2 separate regions of the Homo sapiens genome follow, and region 2 is linked to region 1. A link is a loop called in an ENCODE intact Hi-C map of the cell type or tissue named here. Cell type or tissue: thyroid gland. All regions are shown on one strand. Links, peaks and the distances in the headings refer to the core of each region. The heading gives the core; the rest is flanking DNA. Region 1 holds the start of ZNF45-AS1 (ZNF45 antisense RNA 1). Region 2 overlaps ZNF221 (zinc finger protein 221).

What was found. Peaks named below come from ENCODE experiments on the same cell type or tissue, not always from the same donor. Only the 100,000 strongest peaks of a DNase experiment are listed, where the experiment ranks them.
Region 2: a loop joins it to region 1, with 2.3 times the contacts of the local background. A loop is called at or near these places in 10 of 110 quality-filtered maps.

Annotation. Positions count from the first base shown.
Region 1 is chr19:43,899,695-43,905,082 of GRCh38, reverse strand. ZNF45-AS1 (ZNF45 antisense RNA 1) reads right to left here and starts at 3,217. Exons shown (of 3, transcript NR_184050.1): 1 at 2,939-3,217. LOC100505715 (a long non-coding RNA gene) reads left to right here and starts at 3,280. Exons shown (of 3, transcript NR_038334.1): 1 at 3,280-4,046; 2 at 4,129-4,215. RefSeq lists an enhancer at 3,277-3,346. In thyroid gland, for the core only: no CTCF peak of the experiment used is centred there; a DNase peak (open chromatin) is centred at 3,222; H3K4me3 peaks cover 1,125 bases.
Region 2 is chr19:43,962,054-43,967,441 of GRCh38, reverse strand. It overlaps ZNF221 (zinc finger protein 221), which reads right to left. Exons shown (of 5, transcript NM_001297588.2): 2 at 4,635-4,717; 3 at 2,366-2,492; 4 at 2,117-2,209; 5 at 1-1,638. The coding sequence starts at 4,715. The coding sequence ends at 86. Among named protein-coding and RNA genes, the nearest start is that of ZNF221, 14 kb to the right of the region's middle. In thyroid gland, for the core only: no CTCF peak of the experiment used is centred there; no DNase peak of the experiment used is centred there.

The sequences.
Region 1 (5,388 bases), core at 196-5,195:
GTGGAGGTTGCAGTGAGCTAAGACTGTGCCACTACACTCCAGCCTGGGTGACAGAGCAAGACTGTCTCAAAAAAAAAAAAAAAAAGTTATTTAGTTCCTGCTATCTTTTTGTTATTGATTCCTAATTTAATTCCATTGTGGAATAGAGAATGTATTTTATATAACTTGAATCCTTATAAAGCTTTTGAGATTTGTTGCATGGTCCAGGTTATGGCCTATCTTGACATATGTACTTGGAAAAATTGGGCAATTTGCTGCTGTTTGGCAGAATGTTAATGTCAATTAAATTTAATTGGTTGATAATATTGTTCAAGTTTTCTCTGTCCTTATTGATTTTTCATCTATCAATTGTCAGCAGAGTATTACTATGTTTAACTATAATTGTTATGTCAATTTCTGTAGAGTTTTACACATTTTTGTGTTTTTGGTCTTTTATCCAGTCTGTTGTTCATTCTGGGTCATTTCTACTGTTCTGTCTTCCAGTTTCCTGATTCTTTCCTCTGTTCTTTCCTTTCTGCTGCTGAGTACATCCAATGAGTTTTTAATTGGTTACTAAATTTCTCAGGAGTCAAAATTCCTTGGTGTTCCATTATATCTTTGATTTCTTTGCTGAGACATTCTATATTTTAATTTATTTCAAGCATGTTCATAATTATTGTCTGAAGCATTTTTAAGGTGGATGCTTTAAAATTCTTGTCAAATAGTTCAAATATTTCTATCATCCTAGTGTAGGCATCTATTGAGTCTTTTTCATTCAGTTTGAGATCTTCCCAGTTCTTGGTGTGGTAAGTGATTTTCTGTTAGAACTGAACATTTTTGGTTTTCTGATCTGAGGCTCTGGATCATACCTAACAAAGTACCACCGACTGGGCAGCTTAAACAACACCAATTAATTTCCTTACAGTTCTGAAGGGTAGAAGTCTGATATCAAGGTGTCAGCAGTATTGTTTCTTGTGAGGTCTCTCTCTTTGGCTTGTAGATGGCCATGTTCTTCTGGTAAACGTGCTACCTTCACACACCCTTTGTGTATCTGTGTCCTGATCTCCTCTTCTTATAAGGATACCAGTCATACTGGATTAGGGCCCACACCAAAGACCTCATTTAACCTTAATTACCTCTTTAAAGACCTTATCTCCAAATACAGTCCACATGTTGAGGTACTGAGAGTTAGGACTTCAACATATGAACTCAGGGAGTGGAGTACACAATTCAGTTTATATCACCTGTTCTCCTCTGACATCACTGTGGTAGGGGAAGTGGATCCTGCCTCATTATTATTAGGTGGTGACAGAAATCCAGATTTCCCACTCAGCCTCCATTGATACCCACAGGGGGGCTCCTCATTACTAGTGGCAGGGGTGGGAGTTCCGGTTTCCCACTAGACCTCCACTGATACCTTTCTAATTTGGAGGGAAAGGAGTGCCTTATTACTGCACTCCATGTGGCTTCTACTGTTAGCACTGGGTTGAGGGGTGGGGAGGAAAGTCCTAACTCTCCAGGCAAGAGTGGAAGCATGGGTCTTTGCTGGCATGCTGGGGATAGTGCTGAAGGTTTTTCCTGTGGTGTTTTGACTAGAGCATGGCAGTAATTGTCTAAAAGTTTTCCTTCTTGCTAGGCTGCCCTCTTCCTTGTCTTTTGGCTAAAGACAGCAGGCTTTTGCTGGGACTTTTTTGTCTGTGCCCATTGGTGTATTGGGACTGCTAGCTTCTTTGGCTTTAAGTCTGGCACAAAGGAGGCACAAAGAAAATCAAGGGAACTCAGCACCAGTCTACCTTTTCTCTACCACTCAGTGTTCTTTTTCTCTTTTTTTATAACTAATGCCCAGGGTTTTTATTGTACTTAGCTGGACAAATAGAAAAAAGTACATCTATTCCATCTTCCTGGAGGTCCCTTCTCAATTTTCTTTTTCTTTTTTTGTAGGGGGAGACAGAATCTCACACTTTCTCCCAGGCTGGAGTGCAGTGGCACGATCTCGGCTCACTGCAACCTCCACCTCCTGGATTCAAGCGATTCTCCTGCCTCGGCCTCCCAAGTAGCTGGGACTACAGGCACGGGCCCCCACACCTGGCTAATTTTTGTATTTTTACTAGAGACGGGGTTTTGCCATGTTGGCCAGGCTGGTCTCGACCTCCTGACCTCAAGTGATCCACCCACCTCAGCCCCCCAAAGTGCTGGGATTACAGGCATGAGCCACCACGCCCAGCCTTTTCACAATGTTTAAAATACCAATTTTCCTGAAAAGTACCCATATATTGAGTGCAATTCCAATAAAAATGGCAATGCCACAAACATCCCCATTCATGTATTTTGGTGAATATGTATACACTTACATTTGGGTTAAAGGTAAGAATGGAACTGCTAGGTTATAGCAAATGCATATATTCAAATTCAATAGATCTTGCCAAATAGTTTTCCCAAGTGATTATATCAATTTATACACTCGCCAGTAGACTACGATATTAAGTTTCTTTGACCTTAAAATTCATTTTCTTATTTTGAAAGAAAACATTTCTGTGGGCTCTCGGTACTTTGCCCATTCAGCCTAATGGATAAGTAGGCCATAGTAGTATTTACCTTGGACAAATCAGCCAGACTCGTATTTTAAGTGAGAGAATGGCAATTGGGCATGAGAAATTTCAGAGTGGGAGTAGGAGTGAAGGGAGAGGGCTTAAAAAATTTACATAATCTCAAAATCTGAAACAAACCATTTCATGTCCAAAGTAACACACTTAGAAACAAACCATAATCCGGAATACAACCCCATCCATGTTCTCACACAATGAATTTCACAATGTCACAGAGTGAAAACACAAAACGCACAGGCATTCTTTCTCTAAAACCAATGCACACTTAACGCCTTCTGTGCTCCTGGAGCTACTATAGGTGCTGGCGCTACCTGGGAGCGCGAAAAACAAAAGCCCCTGTCCTCAGCTCGCACCTAGAATACCAACCGTGGACCATACGCTGGAGCTCGCCAACTTCTCCTCTCACACGCAGGTTTGAGGCTTTGAGGTCTGCATGCCCGTGCTCTGCCTTCTCCAGCCGAGACTCAAGATTCCACTCGCCTCCTCTAAACACGCAGGACGACCTGAAATCATAGCCCTTAATAGAGCAAGTCAACCAACGGTACAGATGGTCAAGCTCTTGCTCATGTGCCCTCCGAGCATAGGCTACAGAATGGCGGGCGCCGTGGACATGGTTATTCCGGGTGGACTACATTTCCCAGAAGTCACCGCGCTAGGGTCACCCTCGAGCTCTAGATCTTTTTCCGGTGTCCGAGCTGCTGTAGCCCCTACGTGGTGAGTAGATCGTCTCCACAGAAATCAGCGGAGGCTTCCACAGTCCCTGGTTGGAATGGAACCGGCGGTGAGGATGAGAGGCGCTGAAGACCAGAAGACCCAGGGCGTGAACGGGGCGTGTCATCCCTGGAGTTTCAGTAGAATTTCAGGCCTGTCTGCTTGAGCAGCAGAGGAGGAGTTTCTGTGTGCCTGTGAGAGACTGTGTGTGTGTGTGTGTGTGTGTGTGTGTGTGAGATGAATGAACAGGGTTGTGTACGTGTGTGTGCGTTAGACAAATGAACAGTGTTGTGTACCTGTGTGAATTGTCACTGTGACTCCAGGCTCTAGGCTCTGCAGATTCCTCAGCCCTATCGCCTCACAGACACTTGGGATGTGCAGCAGGTAAAAGAGAGAAGCCAGATTCATGGAGGCGTGAAGGATCCCAGCAAGAAAACACAGACTTGATCTTGAGACGAGATTTTTGAAATTGGTTGCGGCCTCAAGGCAGGCTCTGAGAAGACTCGATAAAGAGTTCTCAGGAATAGGCATCCCTCCTGGATATTTCCCCCTTGGAAGCGCCGAGGAGCCAGCTCTATGTTTGTAACCATAGCATTTCTAAAGCTCCAGCCCCAGGAACCTGCTGTGAATTAGAGACAGATTCCACCCTAGGCATCACTGATCTTGGCCTCTCTTGTATTGGGAAGGTCAACACTGTTCCAGTTTCTCTCCTACTCCCATCTGGTTGTGCTCGGTGAAGTAGGTGAGCAGGTATGATCATTGAGGGTATTTTCTAAGTTACTGTGCTATCCAAGAAACCCCAGCTGTCTCATGATTGCCTTCTCTTTTCCAGTGCTACCCTTCTGTTAAAAAAAAAAAAAAAAAAAAGATCCTGAAAGAGGAAAGAATTTTTGCTACACATCTGAAAGCTAAAGTCCAGGTGAGTTTATATTTCCTCATTACTTGTAAGATGCTCTTTAATTTTAAAGACATGAGACCCTTTCTTCTCTTTGGAAATGTCCTGCCTAACAGTGACGTATCTGTGAATATGCCATTACAGCCTCCTTTCAAGGCCCTTAAGCCCTTCTCTTCATAATTTATTTAACCTTTTGCCTACTGCGAGCTATTATGTTTCTAATTGTTGACTAAAAACTAGTCTATAATGAACACCATTTTGCAGAGATCTTTGCTTCCTTTTATAGCCATTCCCTGAGGATAAACCCTAGTTTCAAAATTTGAGTCAAATATCAGATATTTACCATGTGCTTGTACTTGTTAGGATACAATGACAAAAAGATATAGTTGCTATCCTCAAATGACTTGGTATCCAGTAAGGAAAATGAAATCGGAATAGGGATAAGAAAGATAGTTGATGTGAAAGGCCACTAGAGAAATTCAGATGACCTGTCTTGGGAGTTCACAGGGAAGAGGCATCTTTCTGGCTATAGCAGCATTGTCAGGATATGATCGAACTGTGAGAACTCAGTGAAAGAAAATGGATCTTATACCTTAGAGTTTTTATTCTAATGATGTTAAATGCAAAGTGACATTAAATGGAACACGATGTCTTAACAGCTGCTTGTAGGACACTGTGATTAGGAGGATAGATTCAGAAGTAAAATAAACCCATCTATCAGGAATGTATAATAGGAAGCAGCTTTGAGACTACCAGTAATGCATACGAAATATCAGAGTCTCCGATTTACATTGACATACATTTCTACAGGCAAACGAATCATAGGGTGGGTTCAGGTAATGGGAACTGATGAAAATAAAGTAAAAGCTTTCAATAAAACACAGCAGCAGTTTTTAGAGCAGCGCTGGTTCTCAAATGTAGGATGCATCAGAATCACCTGCAGGGCTTGTTCAAACAGTTTGCTGGGCCCCAGCCCCAGAGTTTCTAATTCGGTAGGTCTGAGGTAGAGCAGAGAATCTGCATTGGTAACAAGTTCCCAGGGACTATATTTAGAGGACCTTTGTTCTAGAGTATACTAAGTTTTCTCCTCCAGATCAAAAGATATTTAAAAGGTAAGGCAGGGAGGATTTTTTCCCACTTGTTCAGAGAAAAGATTGCTCTGTTAAAAATTCAAAAATCTATCTAACTGTGTCTCAA
Region 2 (5,388 bases), core at 66-5,065, 62 kb before region 1:
ATTTGAATGGTTTTTCTCTGCTGTGGAGAATTGATGGGTCAGATGAGTTGAGGCCCAGCCAAAGCCCTTCCCACACTTCTCACATTTATATGGCTTTTCTCCCACATAGACTTACTGATGTAAATGAAGCTGTGAATTCTGAGTAGATCTCTTCCCACACTCCAGATTTCAATGGCTTTTCTCCACTGTGGAGTCTCTGATGTTTCAAAAGACATGAAGCCCAGCCAAAGCTCTTTCCACATTCCTTACAATTATAGGGTCGCTCTCCCCCGTGGACCCTCTGGTGCATGTCAAGATTAAATTTACTGTTGTACCCCTTCTCACACTGCTCACATTTGTATAGCTTTTCTCCAGTATGGCATGTCTGATGGGAATGAAGTTGTGAACTCTGAGTAAATCTCTTTCCACACTCTTCACATTTGAAAGGTTTTTCCCCACTGTGGAGTCTCTGATGTTTCAAAAGACAGGAGGCCCAGCCAAAGCTCTTGCCACATTCCTTACAATTATAGGGTCTCTCACCCGTGTGGACCCTCTGGTGAAACTCAAGATCCAACCTCCTTTTATAGTCCTTACCACACTCCTCACAGTTATATGGCTTTTCTCCATTGTGGGATCTCTGATGGGAAGATCGTCGTGAATTTGTATAAAATCCCTTCCCACATTCTTCACATTTGAAGGATTTTTGTCCACTGTGGACTTGCTGATGGTTCAAAAGACATGAGGACCATCTGAAGGTCTTCCCACATTCTTTACAATTATATGGTTTCTCTCCTGTGTGGACCATCTGATGCTTACAAAAATCTCGCCTACAAATGAAGCCTTTTCCACATTGCTCACATTTGTATGGCTTCTCTTCTATGTGGACCATGGAATGACTATTAAGTGCTGATCTCTGACGAAAGTTCTTGCCACATGTATCACATCTGAATGGTTTTTCTCCTGTGTGAACCATGGAATGCCTATTAAGTCTTGATCTAACACGGAAGCTCTTACCACATATATCACATTTGAATGGCTTCTCCCCAGTATGGATTCTCTGATGTTCTTGAAGCTGTGAATCATGAATGAAGGCTTTCCCACATTCCTCACAATTATAAGGTTTCTCTCCTGTGTGCAATTTGCAATGAACATTAAGTGCTGATCTACTATGGAAGCCTTTCCCACATTGCCCACATTTGAATGGTTTCTCTCCAGTATGGACTCTCTGATGAGTTTGCAGATGTGAGCTCTGATTAAATTCCTTACCACACACATCACACTTATAGCATTTTTCTCCCATATGGACTCTCTGATGAATATGAAGGGCTGGGCTGTAACAGAAGCTTTTTCCACACTCACCACATGTATGAGATTTCTCTCCTGAGTGTGATTGTTGATGAAGATCAAAGACAGAAACATCACTGAAGGACTGTTTACATTCATTACAACGGTAAGGTTTCTGTTGCACGTGACTTATAGATAGTCTTGCCTCAATCTGGCAGGGGACATCACCTTCTTTGAAGAACTGAGAGCTGTTCCTTATGGAGTTTTGAGACCTGGTTAGGTCACTTGCAATTTGTTCCCATATTTGCTGACAGGACCACTCTTCATGTGGTCCTGCTTCTGGAACAGTCTCCATCTCAATTTGGATCTTGCCTCCTAAAAAGACACAGAATTAATATATGTGGGCAAGTGAAGCCCTATTCAATGTTTTCAAGATTTCACACTTAGGACATGGCATTAAACTTTAATGAAAACAGGAAACATTAAGTTCATGTTTTCCGAGTGCACTATGGTCTTTGGTTTTCAAGAGAACAATTTAGAACCACATCACATCTCATATGTAAAATCCTGGTAGAAATAAAAGACTGAATTAAATAATTAATAACATACATACACTTAACCCGTTACTAATTCTGGTAAATTTCCTAGTCTAAAATCTTGTATGATAAATTATTAAACTAATAAAATATGAACATGAATAATGAAGCCAAAGGAACTTTAAAGAAGGAAGGCAGTTGCAATAAGTTATGAAAGAAGTTTGGCAATTTAGACCAGGGTGATGGAAATAGGCATGGACAGAAGTAAAACAGATGGAAGAGTCATGTACAAGGATGCACAGTTACTTGGTTCTTACCTGAATTCCCTTCTCTTTGGCTTGTTGTCTTCATCTTCCAAAACTTTTCCTTCCCTAAGAAGTGGAAAGTATCTTGGTGGAATGGTTGATTCCCTGTGAACACACAGTGACATGCTTAATTCCAACCCATTGTAGGTAATATCTAGGGAAAATTTACTGGAAATTTAGGTTCCCAATGCATACTCAAACTTGGAATACAAAGCCATTCCTGGGGCCTAACATTCTGTTACAGAGGGTGCCTGTCCTCACCTACTGAGAGCAGGTTCCTGAAGTTCTCTAGCATCACATCTCGGTACAGCTTCCTCTGGGCAGGGTCCAGCAGCCCCAGCTCCTCCTCAGTGAAGACCACAGCCACATCCTTGAATGTCACTGCCTCCTAAAATATCCAACATACAAAACCTAAATCTTATGACCAATGATTATTCAAAGAAGGGTGGCACTAAGTAGGCAAAGGGGACAGGTGTGGTAAGTTGTCCTAGATCTTGAGGGATGTAGGTCAACATACAGATTTCCCACTCATTCTGCCTATATCCTGACAATGACACACGCAGATTTTCATGAGCTTCATCAGAAGTGCAATGATATAAAAGAAGTCCTGTACTTTTACTTTGTGCAGTCATTGAGTCTACTTGTAAGTAGCCCTCTAGGACTCTACATGCTGCCTCCTGGGCTACAGGTATTTAGGTTTTAGTGTGTTGTTGCCAATTGCCCCAGTAACATTTAGAAGTTTAGTCCCAACTTTGATAATTTCCATTGTCTTCCTCTCTTCCATTGTCTTCCTTTCATACTCAAACTGTGGATGTTGTTAACTTTTCTTTAGTATCTGTCAAACTAACCAGTATATGGTGACCTGTGTGGGACAGCTATGCATTGCATCCTCTATATGCTCAAGGCACAAACTACATACATTAGTTGCATCATTCAATGTCATGATATGGAACCATCATGCCTCAGAGCACATCCCAAAGCTTTGTCCCTTCCTAGATGTGTGGCTTTGGACAAGCTCACCTACATGCATTAGTTTCCTGTCTGTATAATGATTTTCACCTGGTATCGTTTTTTCAAGGATTAAAGAAGGAAATATATATAGCATTGGGAAAACTGTGTGGCAAAGACTAAGTATTTAATAAATATTATCTATTTTTATTATAACTGTCATTATTGTTATTTATTTCATCTCATTTCATATCTGCAAAGTATTCCAGGGCAAAAATGATCTCTTTTTATTTAAATAATGAATACTTCATATTAAATATTTTTTATTATCAATCCTGTAAAGAAAATAATTTTATATAGACTTTATTCTCCTGATTATTTAAAATAATGTCAAATGAAAATGAGAATGTCAATAAACACATTTAAAATTGTGATTACATAATTTCATACTTTCTTCCAAATTTTTTACCTACTTCCCACTCTTCCGAGTGAACACAAGTACCCTTATTCTCCTTATGATGGTTAAGAGCAGGTTGTAAATATTCCCATGGTTTCGGTAATATGATTAGGAAGAAGAATTCATTGTATTAATATCATTCTCACTTATTTGATTATAAATGAGCAGAATGGCTAACATTCCTGACCTTGGTTGCCTATGTGAATCTGAGCAGATTTCTCATATTTTATGAGTTTAAGAGGAAGATGAGACTAAAACCTGCATTCTGCTTCTCTGAGTAAATATAGTAACACAACACAAGTGATTGGCCAATCTTCCAGTATCACTGGACATTTCAAATGAAGGTACCTACTACTTTGGTAAAACTGCTTACTCCATAAAGGAATAAGAAGAGACCAATAAATAACATGCATACAAGGTATGAGTAAGGCATGGCAAACACAGAATCTAGCTCTTCCTGTGTGAAAACTCCAACAACAATATTTGTGGGAAGTAGCAGTCAGAGCCTCATGTGCTGTGCCCTGTTGAAATAATCTACCATCTATAAAACAGCCAATGTAATACATGTCAAAAGTATCCTATCTTGTTTTCAGAATTAATTTTGGGGGGAAGGGGTTATATATAGGAAAGCTGTCACAGCAGTGTTGCTTAAAACAGTAAAATTCCTAAACCACCTAAATGTCTATGAGTGTGAAGTAGTTAAAAATAAGAAGGTACATTAATTCATTGGGACTATGATACCAATATAAAAATGGAACATTATATAATATTATATAAAACGAGCACAATTTAAAATTAGAGGTATGTCATCAATAAAAATACAGTTATGAATGTACATGATGAAGAATACAAGATAAAAACAGCTAATTTGTGAGCAGAGAAGTAGTGAAGTGAAAGAATTATCCATTCCTACTATTTTATCTACTACAGAAAAGAAATTATGTAAGAAAACAAGAACTAAAACCAAACGGAAAGTCAATTCAAAAGCAGCAAAGGAAGCATCTGGCAAACAAAATGCCCTCAAATGCTTGTTGTTCTCCTTGAGTCTTCCCAAGACAGATAAAAATGTGACAATATGAGTAGTAAGATGGAATTTTAACAGCAAGAGAGGCAAGCCCTACTCACTTTGAATGTGGTCATTTTTCCTTCTACTTCAGGGAATTTGCAGAGTCCTGAATGAAGCAGTTCAAGTGAAGGTGAAATCATGCCTGGAAAGTGCCAGGAAAGGCAGAAAAACAGACAGGAAATGGTAACTAGGAATGCCGACCACCAACATAGACAAGTATTTTCAATTAGCACATGAATGTTCATAGCAGCATTACTCATAACCCCAAACTGCAAACAAGCAAAATGCCCTCCTACGGGTAAATGAATAGACAAATCATGGCATATCCATACAACAGAATTTTATTTGGAAATTCAAAGGAGTGAAGAACTGGCTCATGCTACAACATGTATGAACCTTGGAAACATTATGCTAAGTTAAAGAAGCCAGTCTAAAAACCCCATGGATTGTAAAATTCAATTTTATAAAATATCCAGAATAAGCAAATGTATATATAGAGAAAGTAGGTTAGTGGTTGCTCCAGATTTGAGGTGAGAATGAGGTTTAACTGTACATAAGCACAAGGAGTCCAATTGGGGGGCGAAAATGATCTAAACTGAATTATGATGACGGTCACACCACTGTTCAAAGTTCCTGAAGATTATTAAATCGTACGACTGAAATGGGTAAATTCTATGACATGTAAAATACACCTCAATAAAGTTGGAAATAATAACAGTTAATCTACATGTTATTTAACTGGATTGTGGGTCCATATTGATAGAATATTTATAGTTGAAGAAACTGATTAATAAATCAGGGAGAAGTGGAAGC